3 separate regions of the Mus musculus genome follow, and all the other regions are linked to region 2. The links are chromatin loops, found by intact Hi-C in ENCODE. Cell type or tissue: gastrocnemius. All regions are shown on one strand. Region 1 has its middle 180 kb from the start of Gm24212. Region 2 overlaps Gm35850 (a long non-coding RNA gene). Region 3 has its middle 25 kb from the start of Gm35963.

The links. A loop is a pair of places that touch in the nucleus more often than their neighbours do. Peaks named below come from ENCODE experiments on the same cell type or tissue, not always from the same donor. Only the 100,000 strongest peaks of a DNase experiment are listed, where the experiment ranks them.
Region 1: a loop joins it to region 2, with 2.8 times the contacts of the local background. A loop is called at or near these places in 14 of 42 quality-filtered maps.
Region 3: it touches region 2 in a loop (2.3-fold over the local background); 10 of 42 quality-filtered maps call a loop at or near these places.

Annotation. Positions count from the first base shown.
Region 1 is chr8:89,845,769-89,853,768 of GRCm38, forward strand. No RefSeq gene overlaps it. Among named protein-coding and RNA genes, the nearest start is that of Gm24212, 180 kb to the left of the region's middle. In gastrocnemius, CTCF peaks have their summits at 3,844 and 4,572 (motif pointing right); DNase peaks (open chromatin) are centred at 3,864 and 4,582.
Region 2 is chr8:90,707,647-90,715,646 of GRCm38, forward strand. Gm35850 (a long non-coding RNA gene) reads right to left here. Exons shown (of 5, transcript XR_879078.1): 3 at 7,971-8,000; 4 at 3,909-6,739; 5 at 1,813-3,503. Among named protein-coding and RNA genes, the nearest start is that of Gm35850, 29 kb to the right of the region's middle. In gastrocnemius, a CTCF peak has its summit at 1,063 (motif pointing left); DNase peaks (open chromatin) are centred at 1,069 and 4,412.
Region 3 is chr8:90,783,401-90,791,400 of GRCm38, forward strand. No RefSeq gene overlaps it. Among named protein-coding and RNA genes, the nearest start is that of Gm35963, 25 kb to the left of the region's middle. In gastrocnemius, no CTCF peak of the experiment used is centred here; no DNase peak of the experiment used is centred here.

The DNA of each region.
Region 1 (8,000 bases), 860 kb before region 2:
AGCCAGGGGAACACTGGGTCCACACCAAGAGGCTGTATCCCAAGATCTTGCTGTGAAAGCTTAAGAACTCTAGAATCTTTTGTTGTTACTCTTTGGGGTTTCTACATAGACAACCATTTCATCTATGGATGAAAACTATTTCTCTTTTTCTCTGTCTGTATAACTTCTACTCCTTTTCTTTGCTTTATTTGGGACTTATGGAATGATATGAAAGAAAACTGGGCAGGCCTCACTACCTTCCCCTGATATTTGAAAGAAGCTATTTAGTTCTCACTTCAAGTGATGGCAGCAGCTGTAGGCTTTCTATAGTTTTCTATAGAGTTAAAGAAGTCCTCTTGGCATCTTAGATTGCTCAGAGTTTTTATGATAAGTGAGTGTGAGATTTTGTCATGAGTTTGCTTCATCTACTGAGTGTTTCCAGGGAATTAGGGGTTCTCTTTCATGGGTCGTTAGGTTCAAAAAGAAGCTCAAGTATTGTTTCCATTGGAATCTGAAACAAAAAACAATAGAATAGGAAAGCTACAAAGCTAAGCAGCATGTGAGAGGAGGGAAAGGGAAAAGAGGAAGACATGAAGTTACACCCTTATGGGTTAAAGTCCAAGAAAGCTGACCTGCTCAACAAGCAGCTGTATGGGAAGTTCAGAGAAAGACTGAGAAATCCCATAGAGTTAGGGAAGAATTTTAGGCTTTACACTACTCTCTAAAATGAAGAAGGAAGGGAAAGAGCTCTGAGTTAGAACTCAGAGAAATGGGCAGGTTCACATGGGGGAAGCATCATAACCAACTTACTGATGGAGAGATGATTGACAGGTCCAACTGGGTTAATTCTTAAGGGAGGAGACAGTAGTGTGGGATGCTTCCCAAGGAACAGATCTGAATGTCATGCCCTTATTCCAAACCAGAACCATGGCTTCATCACTACTGACTTTGATCTGACCATATTTTTTTTTGCAGCCATATTCACAGCATATAGTGGTATTCTCCCTCTCCCCTTTCCTTAGTTTTGATATTAGAGTAACTTTGGGCACACAGTATGCACTAGGAGGTGTTCCTTCTGATACTATTTTCCAAGAATGTAGACTGGGGATTAACTTGACTGATCCAATCTGAGCATGTTCTAGAAGGTGATTAGTAATTGGTTCTGTCTGTGGAGTTGACAATAGACTTAGCCAAAGAATCCCGTTCTTCTTGGATGGGCTTTAGTGGGTTTTATCATTCAAGAAGTTGGACCATTAGATCTGTTATCAGATTTTCAGTTCTACATAAGCCTTTATACATCTTTTAGCTATTTAAATAGAACAGATATTTATCTTGGTGGAGCCAGTTTTAGTGATTCATGTTTTTAAGAATTTGTCTAATTGATGTAGGGTTTGAAGTTTCTTGGCTTCATGGACAAAATACTGCTTTATTTATAACTTTTCAACATCCATAGCTTTATCATCTGTTTCATTACTCACTTATCCCATGTTTTCTTTGCTCCTAAACTTTAGGGAAGGAGGTACAATTTCAAGGCTTTGAAGATATATATTCCCTTATTAATTATATTTTGTTTGCTATTTTATTTATTCATCATCTAGTGCCATTAGCTCATGCTTTTATTATTTTAGCATAATCTTCAGTTTCTTAAGTTAATCTTAAGTTGTTTTCTTTTAAAATTAGCCTACCAGACTGGACTGATGACCCATTGGGTAAAATGTTTACTACACAAACTTAAGGACCTGAGTTTTAATCCCTATAACATATAATCTGAGTTCCTACAGGAACCCATAGCCACTTGTTGGTCCACTCAGCACCAAACAAGAAAGACAGTTTCAAATGAGGTGGAATACAATGTCCCCAGGGTGTTCTCTGACCTTTTTGTGTGCCAGGGTAAACACATAAATAAGCATGTAGACCCATACACAGCACACATGCACACTTAGTCACAGACACATACATGCATTTGAACATGGTCACACACACATACCATATGTCCACACAGAGAGGGAGAAATGAGCATTAGACATTTGTAAGGCCTTTTATGTTCTAGTTGGTCCCCCTCTCCTTTCTCCTTCCCCATCACAGCTCCCCTTTCTTCCACTTATAACTTTCCCCCACCATATCCTCTTTCCTTCAATGTCCCATGTGTTGTTTTTTCCTCTCTGCCTCCCTTAGCAGGTCTTTTTACTCTCTCTTAGTTGTGTATTCTCTAACATAGTTACACACTGGCTAGACATTTAACTAAATGATTGTGGGTCTGAGATTTTCTGAGGCCTCTATAGTTTAGAATTCATTACACTTTACTTTTAGTTGTATGATAAGAATCAACAAAAGTTCCAATGAAAAGAAAGCAATATTTTCTATAGATCATAAAGCTTTGTACATATGTATTAAAGGAGCTATTTAAAAGCTGCCATCTCTTAATTTGCATTCTCTTTATTTTTTACTACATTCAGAGATTAAATGTTCTTCAAGTTCCAGAAGCACCTTTGAATGAGTTTTCTAATGAAGCTTAAGCCCAGATCACCCAGGCATGAGGCTAAGTATCTCACAGCAGGGGAAGCCAAACAGATTAATATGGTCTACACAACTGCACTGCTGAGATACACTGAATTTTCTAAGCTGGAGTTTGATCTTCACTTAGTATAAACCCGGAAAAGGAACATTTTCCCTTGAGTGTCCAAGGTGACATTCCTATAGGTGACAGTGTTGTCACCCCACTAAAGCCAGCAACCTATACTGCCGGCCTGTCCTCCAAAGTCATTCCTCACAATAATTCCCATCACCCTTCTGACATCCCCACTGTCTTCCCTGGCTCACTCTAACAGCCACTTTAGTCCAGGATCCCTGTAAGCCCCTGTGGTCAATGGCTCTAACCATCCCTGTCACACAACCCTAGGAACCTCTGTTTCTGAAGCATTTCACAGAAAACAGTGTTCATCAACTCCTCTACAGAATGAAGACAAACCATCTCTAGAGCTCCTTGACAATAGGACCAGCACCTCCCTTTTAACTTTTCCCTCTGACTCTTATCCATCAAACTTTCCAGGCTGACAAACCATGAACTACATGGTTTTTAGTTTCCCATTATTAGGCATGTTTGAGATGAAAACTATTCATTTCCTAAATTGGAAATCTGGAGTTAAAATCATCCTGATACTCTGAAGGCTTGGTTCACTGATAGCAAGTGATACTCAGGGTACTGTGAAGTATTTTGTTTCTTTTTAAACTTTAGGGTACACAGCATCTCCATGAGATAGACTGTCACCTGTTATCTAACATACCAGAGTAGAAACAGTCAGAACAAGAAGCCTGAATCCACAGCACACTTACCTCAGAGCTACATGGCACTTGCTCTTAATTACTGGTCCAGGATCAAACTCCTCCTTGAAGCCTGGAGCAGTGACTCACACAGAGATTGCATTGTATGAATGAATTAGTGGTTGAATGAATGAGAAATATGCAAATATATTTGAAAATTATAAAATATTTTCAGATATTATTTTATCCATAAAAATCACTTATTTAAAAGTTGTTTTTATGTCGCAGAGATACACTTTACCATTTAACTCTAGACTTTATGGTAACATATATAAAATAAAAAAAAACTGATCTATTTTATTATCAGTTGTTTTCCTACAAAGCCAAACAAGACCTCACCTTTTTGATAGATCATGCAAAGACCAAGGAAACATCATATTGAAAGTGGGCTTCTATTCATGTATAGTATTTAAAAAGTAAAAATAAACCCACGAGTTTCAGACAAAAGACTTTAGCTTTTGTAGATACACAGTGTTGTCAAACATTTTGCTTTGCATACTCATGAGCTGCTGACCTGGTCCAGTCTCAAACCACACACAAGCAGCAGATGTCAGTGTTGTGCAACTTTCAGGCTGAATGCTCAGGAGGCAAGCCATCTTTGTTGCTTGGAAACAAGCTCGATAGTGATTTTATGCATACAAATGTAAGAGGCCTGAGTAAACCTTGAATGTAACACACACACACACACACACACACACACACACACACACACACACACACACACACACGCACATATATGCACACACATATGCACGTACACATGCATACATGCATTTCAAGAATTATGCATCCCCTTCTAAAGATGTAGCTGTGAATCAAGGGCTGGGATGGAAGAGCTCAGAATAAAGAGTAGGCCCTGTCAAATTTTCGTGGGCGAGAAGACATGGTGGGTAACTCCTTTGCCACACCTGTTTCTGCAGAGAGAGGTAACTCTAAGTTAGCCTTGTCTGAGGAACAGACAGTGTTTCCTACTTCACTATGGTTCTGACAACTAAACAGGCTAAGAGACTTGCAAAATGCAATCTCCTATGCCCCTGGATAATGATAGGTTGTTTGCTCTGATGTTGCTACAGGCTTCCACTTAGCACTTGGAGACGCAAACATTGTAGACCTCTTTTACTAATAACCAGAGTAGAAGCTGACTATCAGTAATTTATTTGAAAGGCACTACATAAAGGAGAAGTGATTGTAGGCAACAATGGGGAGAGACCAATGAGTTAGGTTTCTTATGGAGTATAACAGAAGGGGTAACTGTGGGCTATTTGTCTTTCTTCCACAAGGTGGTGCACTGGGAACGAGCTGAACTACAAAGGACACAGTGTTAGTGGTTGTCTTCTCTGTCTTAGGCAGCCTGATTCTGTCAGACCAGAAAAATGGTGCTGATTTTGGATTTGCTTATAGGACTGTCCAGCATTTCCTGGAAGTATAGCCTCATGAGTATAACAGGTAAAGCAAAAGAGAGAGCAGAGAACATGCAGGACAGCCTGGGAAGCCCTGCCCATTCCATAGTGAGGTAAAGAGCAGATCTGCTTCCAAAACACCGAGAATTTCAGCCCCAGGCTCTCCAGCTCAGGAACAGCTGCTGCAAAATTGAGCAAATTTACCATGCGGAAATATTTCCTCATAATATATAATATGATGATTCCTATTTTGAACTAGATTATTTTAATATGCCTAATCACAGTGAATGAACTTTGCCTCTCACTATCTTAACCTGCTACTTGAAACCTGCAAAGATTTCCTTCAGTGGAATTTTCCACAGTGTATCAAAATCAGACCCAACATAAAATAATGATGACATTCCAATTTTACTAGCCTACCTCTGACCTATTTGCACAGAATCTTCCCTGCCTCTACCTGGCTGTAAATCTATTAGCTGATCATTATAAATTCAAATCTAGAAATAACTTGGGAAAATGGGATTAGCAATGGCTTTGTAGATTAAATTCATACTCTTTTGGAAATATTACGTGTGTGGGATTTTTGTTATCATTAACTAACTTGATAGTCTCACTACCCTACAGCCTAAATATTGCTGCTTTTAGTGCTAATTGATCACGATTACACATCACCAGATATTCAATTATTCAAGTCAACAAGGAAGAGAGAAGCAGAATGCATGGACACAGGTGTTTGAACTCCAGTTCCCAAACTCCAAGGGTAAGAGTAGAGTGGCGTAGAGATCATGAGGAAAAGATTTATCAAGGGAGCCAGCCTATGTCAAAACACAGCACACAGAAGAGCGGACTCAAAGCCAAAGCTTGTGTAATAAGTATTTGTTGGCTCACAAGATAGAAAACAACAAAAGTTGATCAAGAACCATCACAGGCCTAGTCCTCAAGGCCCTAGTTTTTGTCACAAAGAATTGTCATTTTAACAAATAAAAACTCTTTCAGAATTCCAGACTTATCTTGGTTGATGCACAAGTCTGAAAAAGAAACACACCCTTGTAAAATATTCTGCAGAAAGTCTTTGGTGTTAGCTTTTCAAAATTTAAAAGCCAAATTCATAGATAGTATCTGAAAGTAGTCAGTACCCCCCAAACAGAAGTATACTGGGTGTTCCCAGACTTCTAGAGCAGGTGTTAAGATGATACAAGAGGGATAACAGCTTGTACCAGAAAACCCACCTGGCCTGGAAGCTTGCTAGTTCCTTCATTAAGACATCCACAAAGAAAGGAGCTCCTATCCACCAGACATCTGAGCTTATTCTGTGTCTCTAGCCACTCATTCCTCAGGGCCATCTTTCTCCTTAGAGCAACAGACTGGCTGCTAAGACTTCTTCTCTTACAGGCCTTTATGAGAATTAAAGACAGAGACATTAATTTAACCCACACACAAATATAAGAATTCTATGTACAGTTTTGAGTTGCTATGTAAGCAGGATTCACCTTTAGAAGGCAGGTTCTACACTAACTCCTCCCCAAATGAGTAGGTGCCCATGGCATACATCCCATAGGCAACAGTCTTTGATTAGCTGCACTCCCAGGAGTATAATCAATGTGTCCCACGTGATGTGTGCTGAAGTTGATGTGCACACTGAGAAGCAGGCATGGACCAGCATGGCTGCTTCAGGATTGGACTCACCAGCTCCACTTACAGAGGAAATTATTGCTAACTTTTCAGCATAATATGACTGAATCAGATGAGTGGTATAGGACAGAACACTTAGAACTTCACATTTGTGACTGGAAAATAGTAGTCGGAATTGTGAGCAGATAAAAGAGCAGCCATGCAAAAAGGCAAGGTTGATAAAGACATAAGTCTGCTCTGGACACACTGTAGAATGAGTCCAGCCAAAACTCCCCAGAGTCTCAGCTTATTTACTCTATACTTAGACCAGTCATCCTGCCTATGTCACCAAACAGTTGTAAATATCCCTTAGAATGTACAAACAACTAGTGGATATTCTCAGAAGCATGCTACCACTGCCCGGAGTAAAGCATGATGTAAGTGACTTGGAAAGTGGGTCCATGCCTTACCTGGGCAGTACAATGGAGCTGGCTCTGTAGGCATGGGTGTGGGTGAGCTGGCCTCAAGTGCATCAAAGCAGGAGACCTGACTCTGACTTCTGATAATGGTGGCATTTGGTAGCCTAGGAAGAGCAGTGCTACAAAACTTATCTTGGTGGTGCAGATAAGGGAGAGCTGACCAGTTGACAAGCTCAGACCCCTATGCAGGGGTCTGAATTGGCCCACCCCAAAATCTATATCATCTGAGAACAGTTGGAATGCATGAAAGGGCCAGTCTTGCTGATCCCAAACTCCAGGATCTCCATGGCACAGGGCAACAACAGGATAACTGAGAGAAGTCCCAGCAATAATCCAATATTGGTAATGTCATGGAAGCAAAAGACATCAATCTCTACTAATGACTCATTGCAATGAACATTTGCAAGTGAAGATATGTGGACAGAGAGATATACTGTGGGGCACATTGTGATAATGAGTGGTGTGTGTGTTGTTTATTTTGGGAAGAATTTTGCACAAATGAAGGAAGAATATGGGGGAAATGAGTGAGACTGGGGTACATGATGTGAAACTTAAAAAGAATCAATTTTTAAAAATGGGAAAAAAGGAGAGAGAAACAGAGTTCTTAATGTATATGAAATGTCTCTAAATCTCAGTGGTCATCATTTCTATGTCAAAAATAACCTATTCTGTTCTTTACTAAAAGTCTGAAACTTGTACTCCGATAGTACTTCTCAACTGTACAACAAAAAACTCCATGAAAGTGGCCTTTTCTCTTTCCAGGTCTGAACATCTTTGTTTACAGCCATCACCATCGAGACAACATTCCTGCTATTCAACCTCCTATTTTGTGGCAAAAATAATGGATTCCCCAATTGAAAACATGTTTTTCATTTGTTATAGATCCGTGTTCTTTGTGTATTTTGCTGGTGGTTGGGATGCAGTTATACATCAGTTCTTATCTACCTTTGCTTTCAACATAACTCAAACTAAAGATAAATTATCCCCAAATCTTTCTGTGATGAAAGATTATAAGTCTTAGAAATATGCTCTTCTTAAGCATATACATTCCAGGAATTCATCGCCTGCCTTTGTCCTCCCGTATTCTTGTATTCAGTAGTCCTGTAAATGTTTTGTACAGAAGACCAATGAAAATTACCCACTATGGATTTCAGTATCTTTTGTTTTTAAACCCTGAGAAGGATGCACAAATGTTCTGCTTATAGATCAT
Region 2 (8,000 bases):
ACAAAGGGCGATAGGGACAGTTATTTGTGTTGTTATTCCCTGCATGTTCAGCACCCTTGCCCATCAACACACTCCACCGCTGTGACAACCAGATGACTCCCAACCCCCATCACCCCGCCCCATGTGATTCAGCTTCCCATCGCTATAATGAAATGTCCGAGATCGTTAACATAAGAGAAGAGCTTTGCTCTGGCTCATGATCCTATTGCTTATCCTATTGGCTCTATTGCTTACAGTAAAGCAGCACAACCTGGCAGAAGCCCATGAGAGAGCAAAACTGATCACCTCATCAATCAGCGGCCAAAGGGAAAGAAGGAGAGGCCGTGGTTCCACTGCCCATTCGTGGACAAACCCCAGGGACCTCAGGACAAATCCCTAAGGCCCAAGTCCTATGTCCCTGTAATGCCACCCTATGGGCCAAGACATTAACACATGAGCCTTTAGGGCACATCATATATCCTGACTGCAGTATCCTTGGAGGGACATGCACACATGTGCACACATGTGCACGCACACATACACACATGCACATGCACACAGACACACACCACACATACCCCATCCCATATCATGCCACATACATGCACCACACATAGACACACACACATGCCACCCCACACCATACACACACACACACACACACACACACACACACACACACGAGTTGATATATTCATGGAAGACCTCCTTCCATCAAACACTTACTGAAGGCTGAAGAAATGGAAAAAGATCAGACCTACTATCTAACCTTGAAGACCTGTCAAGCAGGGAAGATGATTCATCCCTACAATACCTAGCAAGATGTTGTAGCTGGTTCCTAGGCCTGCTACAGGAAATCCTTCCCACGGACAAGAATCAAACAGGAATCTGACCCACAAAAGGACCCACTGTGCAGCAGAGGATTGTGGAACTTCGGGCAAGATATTAAAATATTCTCTTGGGCTGACCAAATTCTAAGCATTAGAGTTGATGAACGGCTTTATTGAATTTTGTGGATAAATATTTAAAGCTTTCCAGGGTTTGTGTAAATCACACCCAGCAGATGCACTTGCTCACAGCGCCATCTGCTGGTAGATTCCAGTGTTGTGCAGAGAAATTAAAAGGCATCCAACCCAGAATTGGGTCTGGTAGAGATAAGGCATTGCCGGGTTGTCCCACAACAGGAGACTCAGTGCAGGTTGATGTGAAGGCACCAATAATCAGAAGCTGCAGAGCTTCTGAGAGGAAAAAACTCTAGAACAGCCAGCAGACCAGGACGCTGGCAAGAGTGCTCATAGTCTCACAGTCTCAGGATGCACACTCCCAGGATGCATTGCCCCACTGATTATAACACCTGAACCATTACACTTGTCACATAAAAGGTACTGCACCGTCCTTTAAAAATTATGTTGGAGGCAAATATCCTTTAGTGTCTGTTCTATATGGTTCCTGGCTCCAGCTGTTAAATGTGCATACCTGGTTGGGAGTGAATATGGGAACCGTCAGGGGGAGACAACGAAAGAGGAGGAAGGGAGAGGGGGGAGAGGGAGGGGGGAGGGAGGGAGAGTAACTGTTTAAAGAAGGCGATCGTGGAAAGCTTTAGAACTAAACAGAAGGCAGACTCCTGCCAGGAGGAGGGGCAGCAGAGAAAAGGGAGGAGAAGAATTAGGGGAGAGTTGACCAAAATGAAATATGCATGAAGTCCCATGCAAAGCCTGTTGTTTGTAAGTTAACTTATACAGTAAAAAAAAAAAATATATATATATATATATATATATATACATATATAATAAAATGTTTTTAGAAAGAAGGAAAATATACTACCCAAAAGAATTACATAGGAGAAGCACATTTAATGGCATGAAAAGGGTTCAGATTTGACGTTGTAAAGCTTTCAAAGCAAAGGGGGGGGGAACAGACAGCACAATATTGACAACGTATCTGTAGTGGACAGAATATTGGACTGTTTTTGTAGTTCTGCTTCTAGATGTTTTCAAATTTTCACTAGTGTGTATGAACCACTTTTGCTGAGAAGAAAAAGATAACTACCCCAAGAGTGGATACCTCTGTCCTTCCACCAGCTGTGTGTGGCAGGTCACTTCCTGTGGCTGTACAGTCAGAGCAGAGGAAGTCAGGTCACATTGACAACAATGGCTACAGCAGCAATTCCCAGGGGAGTCCCTTCCTGCTGAACATAGCGAGGGTAAAGTGCCCAACACTGTGCCTGGCACGCAGTAAAAGTTGAGTTAATATGAACTATTATTATTCATAACATTATTACTACCAAGGTTAACCTTTCCTCAACTACACAGAACACTGCCTCATAGCCTAAGAAGAAAGATGAAAGCAATACATAGAAAATATCTAATCGTACTAGAGAGTTAGTGGTAAAGTCAGACAAGAAGTGGTACCCCGCAGGCTCCAATGCTAGGCAAGCTCTCCCTATCCACTCACTCTAACTCAACCAGGGGATATCCTCAGAGGGCTTTCACGGAGCCTAAAAGTAAGAACAAAAGCACATAGGGTCCCCAGAAATCTGTCCAGGATGACCAGGAAGCATCAAGAGTCCCCTCCCTCTCTTCCCACAATCCCCTCTTCTCCCTGTTTCAATGCGTCTTCAGTGACATTCTCACACTGACTCCCCTGTGCATGACAGCTAGCCAGCTCAGCTTCCGTCTCCCCAATCCAGGCTCCCGAGTGGAGAATGAGATCTGACGCGTTGTCGTGTTTCCACACCAGATCACCTATCCCTTGGCCCCCCGTGAGGTCAGTTACCGTGGATCAGACCCTCTGGTGCAACTGAGCTGGCCAAAGGCACTGGGTCACATGGTATAGAGTGTGCCACTGCGAGTATTCATCCAGGACTATGGTTTGGTCTCTGCACAGAAGAAGACATTGACCTTTTAGAATGGAACTTTCTAGAACAGAACTTACTGCTTTCTGATTGCTTTGCAAGGTTTCTTATTCATCCTCGTAGACCCTCCCTGTGTTTTATTAGTGTTTGATGCTTGACTGTGCTGGAGGAAAGTCTTTTTTTTTTCTGGAAGCAGATTAATGTCCTTAGTTATTTATCTGTTCGAGTGAAGATGCCACATCTGGTGTAGTAGCTGCTTCGTAGCTAAGGTTAGAGAACTCCATTGTCATCTACCAGAATCCATCTGGGTTCACAGAGGCCTGAGTTCTCCATTCATCAAAAATGAATGACAATGTAACTGGGGCCGCCAGCTCAGCACACTTAGCTTCTGCCAACTGGCATTTTCTTCCATTTCCTTAGCTGACTCTTTACCGTGCTGAAGATGCAGGGGCGGTGGCAGGAGAGGGTCTGCTTTTCACTTACATTTCCCCACTGTGGCAATTCTGACCCACAAGACAAGTAACACTCCAAGCTAGCCATGAAGACTGTCCATCCCATTACACACTTAAGAACTTCAGACGTGCCAGCCATGGTAAAGCCATTCTTAGCCAGCTTGATCTTCATAGTGATCAGGTGAGAGCCAGGATGGGCCGAGCTACATAGTGAGATCCTGCCAAAAAAAACAAACAAGCAAGAAACCAGAAAAGGGAGGGAAGAAAAAAAAAACAGGAGGAAGGGAGGGACAGAGAGAGAGAAAGAGAGATCGAGAGAGGGGAGGGAGGGAGGGAGGGAGGGAGGGAGGGAGGGAGGGAGGGAGGGAGGGAGGAAGAAGGAAGGAAGGAAGGAAGGAAGGAAGGAAGGAAGAGAGAGAGAGAGAGAGAGAGAGAGAAAGGAAGGAAGGAAGGAAGGAAGGAAGGAAGGAAGGAAGGAAGGAAGGAAGGAAGGAAGGAAGGAAGGAAGGAAGGAAGGAAGGAAGGAAGAGAGAGAAAGCATCAAATATAACTACCAGATGGGCCCACACACATCATGAAGCCACTATGAGTTGTACTGTAGTAGTGTAGCCAGGACTTCTTACCTGGCTCCTTTCCATTAACAGAGGGCCATAATGCCACTGTCAGCTAAGATCCATTGCCCACCAGTCACTGGAGTCCTGGGGCACCCTCTTACCACTCAGCACAGATCTACTCCTGTAGCTGGCTGAGTCTCCTTGAGGTGACTTGCACATGAAGCCTAGAGGAATCACTAGGCTTCATGTGTGTGTTTGTTTTGATGCTGCAAAGACATTCCTTCATTAGAACTGCATAAAGCCAGTTCTCACCTCCTATTTGAAAATTTGCTCACCTCTGGCAAAAGAAACAGGTAAGGAATGGTCCCTTTCTGTGGTAGTCGCTTGCCATCACTCTATCTCCTTTAATGTCTCTTGACTAAGACAGTCGGCTGGTTGTCTTCTCCCTGGGAACTGTAGTTTTCATAGTCACCTCAATGATTCTCTGAGGTAAACCTATTCTGTCATGATGCCACCTGAACTTGGCCCTGGCCTGGCGAGAAGCCACCACTGACCACATTTACAGTGATGCCGCCATCCCTTTCACCATCAAATGTGATTCCTTACTAATGAAGACCTCCTCCCACATCTTGGCACAAAGTCACCTGGTGCTGATTCTGGCCTCACTCTGAGTCCTTCCATCCTCTTCCCACCATTTCCACATAAGCTCCAACATTACCACCATTTACTTTGGGACTTCTTTTTCTGTGCCTCTAAAAAGTCACCATAGCAATTGGACCATGCCGTCTCCTGGGTCACTTCATCCTCATCTCTTCATCCTCTTCTCTTCCTCTCCTCTTCCTTACCTCTTAGCTTCTCGACATCACTATCACCCGTGTAGCCATTTCTTTTGCATTAAAATTCCTTCATTTTAAACAGAGGTGTTTCTGTTTTCCTGGTTAGTTTTAAATGATTCTCCATTCAAATCTCCAGATTAAACCTCCCTGAGGGAGGAAGCCATCTGCTCTCCATCTTTGAGGCGTATAACTAAGCACCTGACATTTAGCAAATGCTCAGTAGAAGTTTGATTAATTTACTGGACAATGTTTACATAGAGGATAATTTCTCTCCTTCCACATGTCTGCCATGTGTTTCATGAAAGGCAGTTCTTAACACAAACATAGTGACATGCCATCCTACTAGAGAAGAGCTAGGAGTCTCCCTATCTGCAGGAGAGGGCCTCTAAATGACTTTTGAAGACAATGAGCTGGCCAATCTCCTTCCATTAGAACTGTGTTTGGAAGTCAGCTTTGGTCTTTAGCAATCCTTAGACTGCTTCCCAGACAAAATTCCTGTCCAAAGTCCAGCCACACTACCCACAGTTCCCTCCTCATCTCCATTCCTCTGGCTGGTTTGTGATGCTTCCTTTCTGCCATCTAACCTTGAGCTGTGGAAGATGCAGGCCATTTCCTAACCTAAGAGGGGGAAACAGAAAGGATGCAAAGATGTCATTTGTCCCAAATCCCAAAGTCATGGTGAAGCCAGGACAAAAAATTAGCTTACTCGATTTCTGCCTGGTCTTTTTTTCTTCTGCCCTCCTGTCTGGAATCACTCAAAAGCGACTGCAGGTCTTTCTCTTCTACACCTGAGGAAATGGAAGCTTCGAGAAATAGCTTTGGGCTGGGCAATATATACTTCTTGAGTACTTAGTAATCAGACTTTCTTCTGGTGGCTGGATGTTGAGTGGTTAAAGGGGAAGGGAGAGAATGGAGCTTATAAAGTGAGGGTGGTTGGGGAGGGCTGAGGAATGCAAGAGGGGAATGAAGGGAAAGGGGGAAGAGGAAATGAGCAGCCTCTGCTCTCATATACTTCTAAATTAGAGCTCTGTCTTCCAACGTATCTTGAAAGTTCTGTGCATAAAATATAACACTGGGACCAGAAAAAAAAGAAATCAGTTTAATTCAGGACGTAATAGTGTATGACCCAAGGACCAGTTCCAACTCTCACGGGAGGGCGGAGGGGGGGGGGGGGCTGTATCTTTTAGAAGTTACAGAAAGTCAGTCTGGGAGAAAATGGCACAGACCCATATGGCCAAAGCCTACAATGCTTGCTCTCATCCATAACAGAAAAACACACTGGGAGTAAAAGTCACTTTCTTTAAAGCTCCAACCAAAGTACCCGAGAGAACAGCTTAAGGGAGAGTGGATTGTAGTGGCTCACACTTTCAGGGGATTCAGTGAACATTACAGAGGTAGGGAGTATGTGCTGGAGGTTGGTCTTAATTCTGGGTGGACAGTTGGACAGGAAGTATAGAGTCAGACAGTGATAGACAGAGATAAAGGATTCCCAAGCATCCTGAGACCCATCCTACACTTCCAGACCCTTTCAAATAGCATCACCAGCCAGGTACCAAACATTCACTGCATCAGCCTCTTGGGGAGCCCTTCATTTCCATAGTCACACCGATCTCTAGTCTAACCTTAAAGAGTTTGTGACTGAGTGGTGGTCTACATTTGCAATCTCAGTGCTTGGACAGCTAAGACAAAGAAGTGAAGTTTAAGCCCATCTAAGCTACAATGTCATTCCAGGTTAGCATGGACAACTTGGTGAGATCCTGTCCAAAAGGAAAAAAAAAGTGACAAAATAATTCATGAATGTCTGAAGACTCTGCCTTTTCTGGATGCATTTCCCTCCCATAGGCTCAGATACATCTTCTGTGTGGAGTGGGCCTCCAACGGAAAGCTTGAACTGTACTTACATGAATCCCACTTCATCCCTTCAGGAATGGTTCAGGGCATGATTCCATCTGACAACGGAGCTTTTGGAATCGATGGGAGAAGGAACGCTCTTCCTCTTCGGAGCTGGAAGGTAAGGATGTAAGCCTGGCAGCCCTGGGCTCCGTGAGGAGGATACAACTCGTGCTAAAGAGAAAAGCAGACTTAGTCTTCATCCCCGGACTCCCAGCCTAAAGCCTTCTTACAGGCTGGATGAGAGCACTGTCTGGGTCAATCATGTCAGTGATCCGAAAGAAATAATCAGGATGCCCACCTAAACCATGTGTTGTTCTGGTAACTGTCAAATAAACGACAGACCAATACCACTCAAGTCATTCATGTCTAACTAAAGTCCTGCACTCTTTGGCCAAGAGTTCTTCAGCCATCCTCCCTACAGGCGCCTGCACCCACCGCTCTACGCTCAGCTCCTAAGACTTTGACTACGTCAGATTCCACACGTAAGTACACTGTGTGTTCCTCTCTCTGTGACTAACTGACTACTTAAGAATGTCCTCCACATTCTTCCACGATATTGAACGGGACCAGATTTCCTTCTTTTAATGGCTGAATGCTGCTTTATCCTGTATATCTTACACATTCTATAACCATTAACGTGCCAGTGGCCATATGAGTTGATGTCATGTGGTCATTATGACAAATGCTGTAAGGTGACAGTGCTGCTCTCTTCGCCCACACTCTGATTTGGCTTCCTTTAGAAATGTACTTGGCAGTGCAATTACCAGTTCATATAATAATTATACTTTTAATTTTAAGAACCTACTATATTGTACATACAGATAGGAGCTAACAAAATACAAAACATACACCAGTAGAGAAAACAAAGACAAAAATTGATTCTAGGAGAAATTATATTATTATTATTATATGTTAAATGAAGCTCCAAGAAAAGGCATAAATAATGTCAGAAAATTTAAATGAGTCATTACTGCAGATCCTACATTGAAACAATCATAAAAGGTCATTATGAATAATTTTATGCCAATAAATGTAAGGAAAATTCAATTAAAATCAACAAACTCAAACAAAATCTGACATTTGAAGAGATATGATAGAAGGCTGGATAGTCATTTTTTTTGCTTTCTTTTTTTTTAATTTAATTTAATTTTTTCTTTACTTATTCACTTTACATCCCACTCACTGCCCCCCTCCCTGTCACACACACACACACAATCCTTCCCCCATCCCCTCTCTTCTTCTCTTCTGAGCTGGTAGGGGCCCCCTGGGTATACACACACACACACACACACTGGCGCTTCAACTCTCTGCGAGGCTAGATGCTTTCTCTCCCACTGAGGCCAGACGAGGCAGCCCAGCTAGAAGAACATAGCCCACTTGCAGTTTGCTTTCTTATACACACCCTAGGCACATGGTGGACTGGGCGCTCCAC
Region 3 (8,000 bases), 76 kb after region 2:
GCCATGGGGGGAAGCAGGCATGGTGCTACAGCAGGAGCTAAGAGCTTCACATCCCGATCCACAGGCCTCAGGTCAGGACAGGGGATGTGACAAGCCTCCTCCAATGCCACACTTCCTTGTTACTAAGTATTCCAATTTACAAGCCTATTCCCAGATCATGACCAGGATATCGCCAAGACCTCTCTCTTTTTTTTTTTTTTTTTAGATTTATTTATTTATTATATGTAAGTACACTGTAGCTGTCTTCAGACACACCAGAAGAGGGCGTCAGATGTCGTTACGGATGGTTGTAAGCCACCATGTGGTTGCTGGGACTTGAACACTGGACCTTTGGAAGAGCAGTCGGGTACTCTTACCCACTGAGCCATCACACCAGCCCAAGACCTCTCTTGACACAAGGTCTTGTAGTGGCAGAAGTGTCAGCAGGTATATTGAGCAGTTGTGCAGCATAGGTTTCATCAGCAAATAGCCTCCTGATGTCACTAGGAAAAGGAGGACCTGACACTCCACCATATTGCCCTACCCCATCTACCATCGACCTTTTGCTTTTCTAGGAGACACTGCCTAAGCTGCAGTGCAGCGGCTACTCCCAGGGATAATTAAATGGCTGATCCTTCTGGTAAACACCTGATAGCATAGCACAGCCTGAACCCCTGAGCTCAGGCCATCCTTGTATCTCAGCTTTCCCAGTAGCTGTAACTACAGGCATGCATGAACCTTGGCTTTTGGCTATGTTCTTTTAAAGTAGCATGGGAAATGGCCACCCTTTGGGTCACGTACACCACGGTGTGAGTTAGCGTCTCACAAGGGCATTTGGTCAAGAGTACAGAGAGCTTGAGAGCATTCCCTGGCTTTTCAATGTGTCAGGGAGAACTTTTCAGGGCAGAAATGGGCACAGAAAGAAGAAAAGGGGCGAGCAGTAAGCAGGCAAGTGAGCATTACTTACTTTACAGTTCTGTTCAACCGAGATCAAAACAGAGACAGGGCCAAGGACAAAAACCTGTCGGGTCTTGAACAGCAAGGGAGTCCAACTTCAAACTCAAACCCAGAGAAGAAAACTCCGCATCCTGGTTTCTCCTCCCTGCATTGTGTTGCCGCTGTGTGGCTCTGCTTTCAGATGTGCCCCATGCCTCCATTTCTCTGTGGTCCAAACACTTAGAGAAGTAGTTTTAGACACGACCCATTCCAAGTTCTGCACTTCTGATTTTTTTTTCCTCTGCTGACCTCATTAAGCAGGGTGGAAGGCAGTTTTTCCTAGTCTATTAAGACTTCAATAAAATCATCTGCCTCTAGTTAACCGGAATAGTATTCACATTTAGGCCTGCATATTAATTGGCTGATAACGAGATGATAAAGCTGCTTTTTCTCTGCAGGTGTACCAATCAATTTCAATGAAACAGAAAAAATGAGTTCTTTTCTTGTTGCATTTGAAATTAAAAAGTGATTTATATTTTCTAATAAAGTGGTTTGCATTGATCCCCTTCTGAAAATGTGCGGTTTCATTTGTGCCCATTTAAATTATAATAGTTTCCGTTTGTAAGAGAATGATTTTCCAATATCAGCTCTGGCTTCCCATTGATGATTAACTTGAATATGGATCTGAAGGGGGAATGTTTGCAGGGGTCAGGGGGAATAGGCCATCAAGAACCTCCATCCCCCCCTCAAAATGAAAAAGTCCTTGCTACTTTTAATGACCATAATATCTGCAGAATGCTTTTCATAAAAACAGTATTGTCAAAGCAAGTTACATTTACCCCCAAGAAATCCATTTTTCTATTTTACAAGTTTCCATCTGACATAGAATTTTATGCCTGTGCCAACTGTTTTCCATTTCTGTTGTGTCAGCCTTCCTGCAGGGCAGATGTAGGAAGGAAAGGGGTTTGGGTTGGGTTTGGTTTTGTTTTATGCCCAACAACAAATTCTTACCTGGGGACATTCACAGAATCCTGTTGCTATCAGCTGAATTCCATCAGTGTGAGAAGTGGCAGGCTTGTGTTATCTACCGAGGTTTACTACTGGGGTCTACTAAGCAGCCATGACAGGAGATACAGCCTGCATTTACAGTAGAAAATCAGAGGACTGTGACAGATGCCCAGCTCTCTGTCACACAAAAGCTCTCTGGATTCCTACTCAGGCTACAAACGGGTGTTGAGAGAAGTTAAGAGAATCTATAGAGCCGGGTGTGGTGGGGCACATTTATCACTGTAGCACTAGAAGTAATGACAGTAGGATCAGAAGTTCAAAGACATCTTCAGCTACGTCAAAAGTTCAAGACCCAAGGCTGGGTTACCTGAGACCCTGTTAGGTATTGGGGACAGGAGAGAGAGAGGACAGAGCTAGAGAGAGAGGGAGAGGGGAGATTGTCAATCCAAGTACGGTGAGTCATTGCTATAAATCTCAGCACTTTGGAAGTAAAGACAGAGAATTGTGAGTTTGCAGCCAGCCTTGGCCACATCAAAAAAAAAAAAAGTCTCAAAAAATTAAAAGTAAACCACTTAAAACAAGAGCCAAGAATATTGTTTGGTTAATCACACAGGAGATAAATGTTGCCTGAGGAATGAATGAATGAAAGGAGGGATAGATAGATAGATAGATAGATAGATAGATAGATAGATTAAATATATTATATATGTATAATATAATAATTATATTATAATTACATAATTATATTATACTTAATATAATTATGTAAGTATAAGATTTATTATAATTATATTTTATATAATTTAATATATATTAAAGTGGATTATACACTAAACTACTCCCTCCCCCCACTGCAAGTGTTGCAGCACCCAAGCATTCCAGAGTAGACCCAGGTGGCATTATCTGAATCAAATATTAAAGTCCAACCAACTATATCATTCCTTAATTTTTCAGCTAGTATTCCCTAGTAGATGGTTCTAAATGAGTAAAGACCAGCATAATCGTGGGTGGGGGAGGATCCTCTCACGACTATTCTGGCCTATGTGTGATCTGAACTATTGTCCACATGTTTTCAACACATCCACCAGCCGGGCTTCAGGAATTCCATGAGGATGTTTCTAATCACAAAAGCAAAGGTTGTGAAAGATGGAGTCTCTTCTTCCTTAAGAGGGATTGCTGGTGGCACCTTGCTGGGCAGCCACTGGGCTTTTGTGATGAAACCAGGGAGTGGACCTGGCTCAGTGTGGATAGCCTCAGCCCCCAGAGGACACTGTGTATCACCTGTTCTTGAGAGAAGCTGGCCAGCTTCAAGGAGGGATCTGGCCTGAGTCAAGTTCCTGTCCTCTGCCCTTACAGCTGAGCGTTGAATGGTCCCAAAGCTCCTTATGTTAAAAACTTGGTCTCCAGTGTCCAGAGGCACTGTGGCCTCTTAGAGGGTGAGGGAGGTTTCATATCACTGGGCACATGTCCTGAAAGGGAGAAGACCTAACACCTTCTGTGTCTCTGTTTTTGACTCTGTCCCTATCACTTTCTGTCTGTCTGTCTTTCAGTCTCTGCCTAGCTCTCTGGTCTCTCAGTCCCTCTCTTTGTCTCTTTCTCTCTCTCTCTCTCTCTCTCTCTCTCTCTCTCTCTCTCTCTCTCTCTCTCTCTCTGTGTGTGTGTGTGTGTGTGTGTGTGTGTGTGTCTGTGTCTGTGTCTGTGTCTGTGTCTGTGTCTGTGTCTGTGTCTGTGTCTGTGTGTCTGTCTCAGGTGGGATCCAGGGCTTTGAATTAGCCTATCCTATCTACCGCATTGATGAACTGCTGGAAATCGTGAAGAGGCCCAGTCCCACAGATCCAAACCTACAGGATCTCCATGACACAGGGCAACAACAGGATATCTGAGAGGAGTCCCAGTGAAGTTCCAGCATTGACAGGGTAGCAGAAGCCAGAGACCTCATACCAGACCAACAAGCTACTGAATGAACATTTGCAAGCAAAGAAGTATGGACAAAATGAGATACACACACACATACACACACTGTGAGACACACTAAGACACACTACAGCTTCTACAAAGAGGGTTTTTTTCTCTGTTGTGAGGGAGGTTGCAATGGTAGAGGGCAGGTACAAGGGATGGGGAGATGAGTGGGATTGGGGTTCATGATGTGAAATTCACAAAGAACCATTAAGAAGTTTTTAAAAAGGCCAGGCGTGGTGGCACACGCCTTTAATCCCAGCACTCGGGAGGCAGAGGCAGGCGGATTTCTGAGTTCGAGGCCAGCCTGGTCCACAGAGTTAGCCAGGGCTATACAGAGAAACCCTGTTTCAAAAAAAAAAAACAAAAAAGAAAGAAAGAAAGGAAGGAAGGAAGGAAGGAAGAAAGAAAGAAAGAAAGAAAGAAAGAAAGAAAGAAAGAAAGAAAGAAAGAAAGAAAGAAAGAAAGAAAGAAAGAAAGAAAGAAAGAAAGAAATGGGATGGGGAGGAGGCAGTTTGGTGTGCCAGATATTGAACTTGGGATTTGTGCATGCCAAACACATACTATCCCACTGTATTCCACCCCTACCACCATCCTTGAGACCTAAGCTCACACAGGCCGTCCTCAGAACAAGCTTTGCTGTATCTCAGAGGAGAATGCACTTGCCACAAGTGGAATTTAGTTACCTATTGGATTACTGCAGTAGTATATGAACAACCTATAATCTCCATAACCAATGGGTCTCATGCTGGACCATTAGGCCCCAAGGGATTCACCCACAAAGCGTGTTATATGGGGTTAGATAGGTGGCTCAGGGGTTAAAGGCATTGAGCAGCTCTTGCAGAGGACCTGGATTTGATTCTCAGCACCCACATGACAGCTGACATGTCTGTAATTCCAGTTCCAGGGAATTCAGCAGCCTCTTTTGACTCCCATAGGCACCACGCATGCCCACAGTGTACATAACTACAGGCAAGCACTCACCCACACTCATAAAATTAAAAAAATCAATAAATCTCTTTTTAATCATTGCATAAATACACACACGCACATTCATCAAATAAGCAAAAGAAATCAATGAATGAAAACGTGTGAAGAAACAAATCATTGAAATTCCAAGGCCGATAATCACTATTTGTTAGGAATCTATCTGGACAACATAGATAGATGTATTTTCTCTGGAAATTTAAGGGATGTGTGGCTCCCTCTCCCTCCCCCTCCCCCTCCCCATCCCCATCCCCATCCCCCTCCCCCTCCCCCTCCCCCTCCCCCCTCCCTCTCTCTTCAAAACTACCCTTTCAAAAAGTCTATCTTAAGCCGGGCATGGTGGCGCACGCCTTTAATCCCAGCACTCGGGAGTCAGAGGCAGTGGGATTTCTGAGTTGGAGGCCAGCCTGGTCCACGGAGTGAGTTCCAGGACAGCCAGGGCCACACAGAGAAACCCTGCCTCGAACCCCCCCCCCAAAATGTAATCTCAGTTCTCAGGAGGCAGAAGCAGGGGGATTTCTTTCAGCTCCTGGCCACCCTAGTCTTGATAGTGAATCCCAGGTCAGGACTACATAGCAAGACTATGACTCAAACAAAACATCTACCAGGAGTGGCAATGCATTCCCAGCACTCAAGTAGTCAGAGGCAGGAGGATTGCTGCAAGTTAGAGGCCAGCTTGGACTACATGTTCCAAGACATCCTGGCTACATAGCGTGCTTCCTGTAACCATGTCTAAAAAGTGTTTGTTCATTTGTTCGTTTTTACCCGTGAGAGGAAGAACCCATCTCTTTCTAACACAAGCCATTTCATGGAAGGACTTTCTGGTGCTTTAACAATGCCTTTGCCGCAGACCACAATAAGGACCCATTAGTACTACAACTGTAATATGTAAAGGGTGGGATTCATTTACATTCTGAAATTGACTTTCCTTTCAATCTGTGTTTTCATGGGCAGAAACCATGTTTTTCTGAGCTAGCTCATTGGAAAGAAGTCAATGGGGGCTCTGGGGACCCTTCCTCCTGCACAGAAAGCACCAGAACTTATGGTCAGCAGCTTGTCCCCTGCAGGTGTCTCCATCAGGCATGCCCAGAACTTGAACCTTGGGTCTCAGATGCTTTCTCCTCCGTCATCCCATTCCCTGCATCCCATTCCCATGGTTACTGGTGTCAGAGTGTCTCTAAACTCCAACACTAAGGCCCTGATGTAACTGACTCCTTTATAATATACATGCTTCGATCGATAACAACTAGAGAGGCTCAGCTGAGAGTGCAGGAACTAGGGCCTTAGCTCTGCTGAAAACTTTCTCTCATCAACGCAGATAATGAAAATACTGCCTTGGGGGCCCACCATACAGTTCATGAGCTAAGTGCATTGCTTAGCAAGTACAAGGCCCCAGGTCCCAAACCCAGCAGAGATAAACAGTTAGATGGGAGTGGCATTCAGACAGAGCCTCACTAGTATCTCTGGCAGACCTTACACTCACTAGGTAGAGCAGGATAGCCTTGAACTCAGACAGATCTGTCTGCATCTGCCCCCAGGGTGCTAGGACTAAAGCTGTTCACCTGTTGTCTAACTCTTTCCTCTAAGATCGAAGTGAAGCATTCCATCCTGAAGGGAAGCTCTTGAAGCAGACAGGTAAACATCTCAAAATAGCTTCAGGAAGTTCCTGAAAGTGACCAGATTCACTAGGTCCCTCCCTACCAGAATAAGCAATAAAACTGCTCAGTCAAGCCAAACTACAAAGATTCCGAGGCAGGGCCAGCTGCCTGGAAGAAGGGGAAACCAGAGGAGCTACGGGGGAGGGACTTAGACCAGCTGAGTCCCTCAGAAAGGACACTCTCCAGCATATTGACCTGCCTGCAGGCTGTGCAGTGAGCTCCAGGTTTCCCAGATTTTGTGAGCTGTCACCGGTGCTTGGGTGGGCTTTGGTGATGCAGCTGGCTGTCTTTGAGTCTTTCCTTACCCATATCCCTATAGGTAAACCTGTTGTGGATTTGGTTTAATGCTTGCATTATGTTATTTGGGTTTCCAAAATCACACAGGAATCTGCACATCTGCATTTAAGAGGCTGAGGGTCCCTACCTGCAGTTGGCTTTGATTGGTAAATAAAGTTGCTGGCAGCCAATCACTGGGCAGGAAAACAGAGAGTTCTAGGATTGCTGGGTCAGGATGAGGAAGGAGGAAGAAGGCACCATGCCAGGGAAGGAGAAGAAGGTACCATGCAGGGGAAGGAGAAGGGTCCAGGCCTGAGAAGTGTTGGACAGAGAGACAGAGAGATTGCCAACATGTAAGAGTTGGGGGATTGTGGCCCAGGAGGGCTGCAGGCCTGAGTCTGGGGCAGCCAGGATAGAATATAGGTTTTAGTAAGTAATAAGTTTGGAATATCAGAGGGGGGAATGTGCTAGCAAAGTGGAGGAGTGAAGTGGCCCAGCCAGCCATTGAGCTGTTTAAGGTATATTAAATATAAGGCTGTGTGTGTGTGTGTGTGTGTGTGTGTGTGTGTGTGTGTGTGTGTGTGTCTTTCACTTGAGAATCCATAGCTTTGGGGTGGGTAGGGAGGAACTTGAGCTGCTGCTGCTGCTGCTGCTGCTGCTGCTGCTGCTGCTGCTGCTGCTGCTGCTGCTGCTGCTGCTGCTGTTGCCAGGGAGAGTAGAGCGGGTTAATGAACTGTGGCAACACAACTCTAGTAAAACTCATTGGTTCATCAAGTTGGATGGTATCTCTACTTTGGTCTGTCATAGGCTCCCTATTTGGAGTAAATAGATATGTGTGTTCTGTGTCTCCAAAAAAAGTCTTGTCACATAACACCAAGCCACAACCAAGCCCTGAACACAGATTCTTTCTTTCCTCTTTTTCAGATTTATTTATTTATTTTAAGTATGTGAGTATGCTGTTGCTGTCTTCAGACACACCAGAAGAGGGCATCAGATCCCATTACAGATGGTTGTGAGCCACCATGTGGTTGCTGGGAATCGAACTCAGGACCACTGGAAGAGCAGTCTTAACCACTGAGCCATCTCTCCAGCCCCTCCCACCCACCCCCGCAGATTCTTTTTTTTTTTTTTTTTTTTTTTTGGTTTTTGGTTTTTTCGAGACAGGGTTTCTCTGTGTAGCCCTGGCTGTCCTGGAACTCA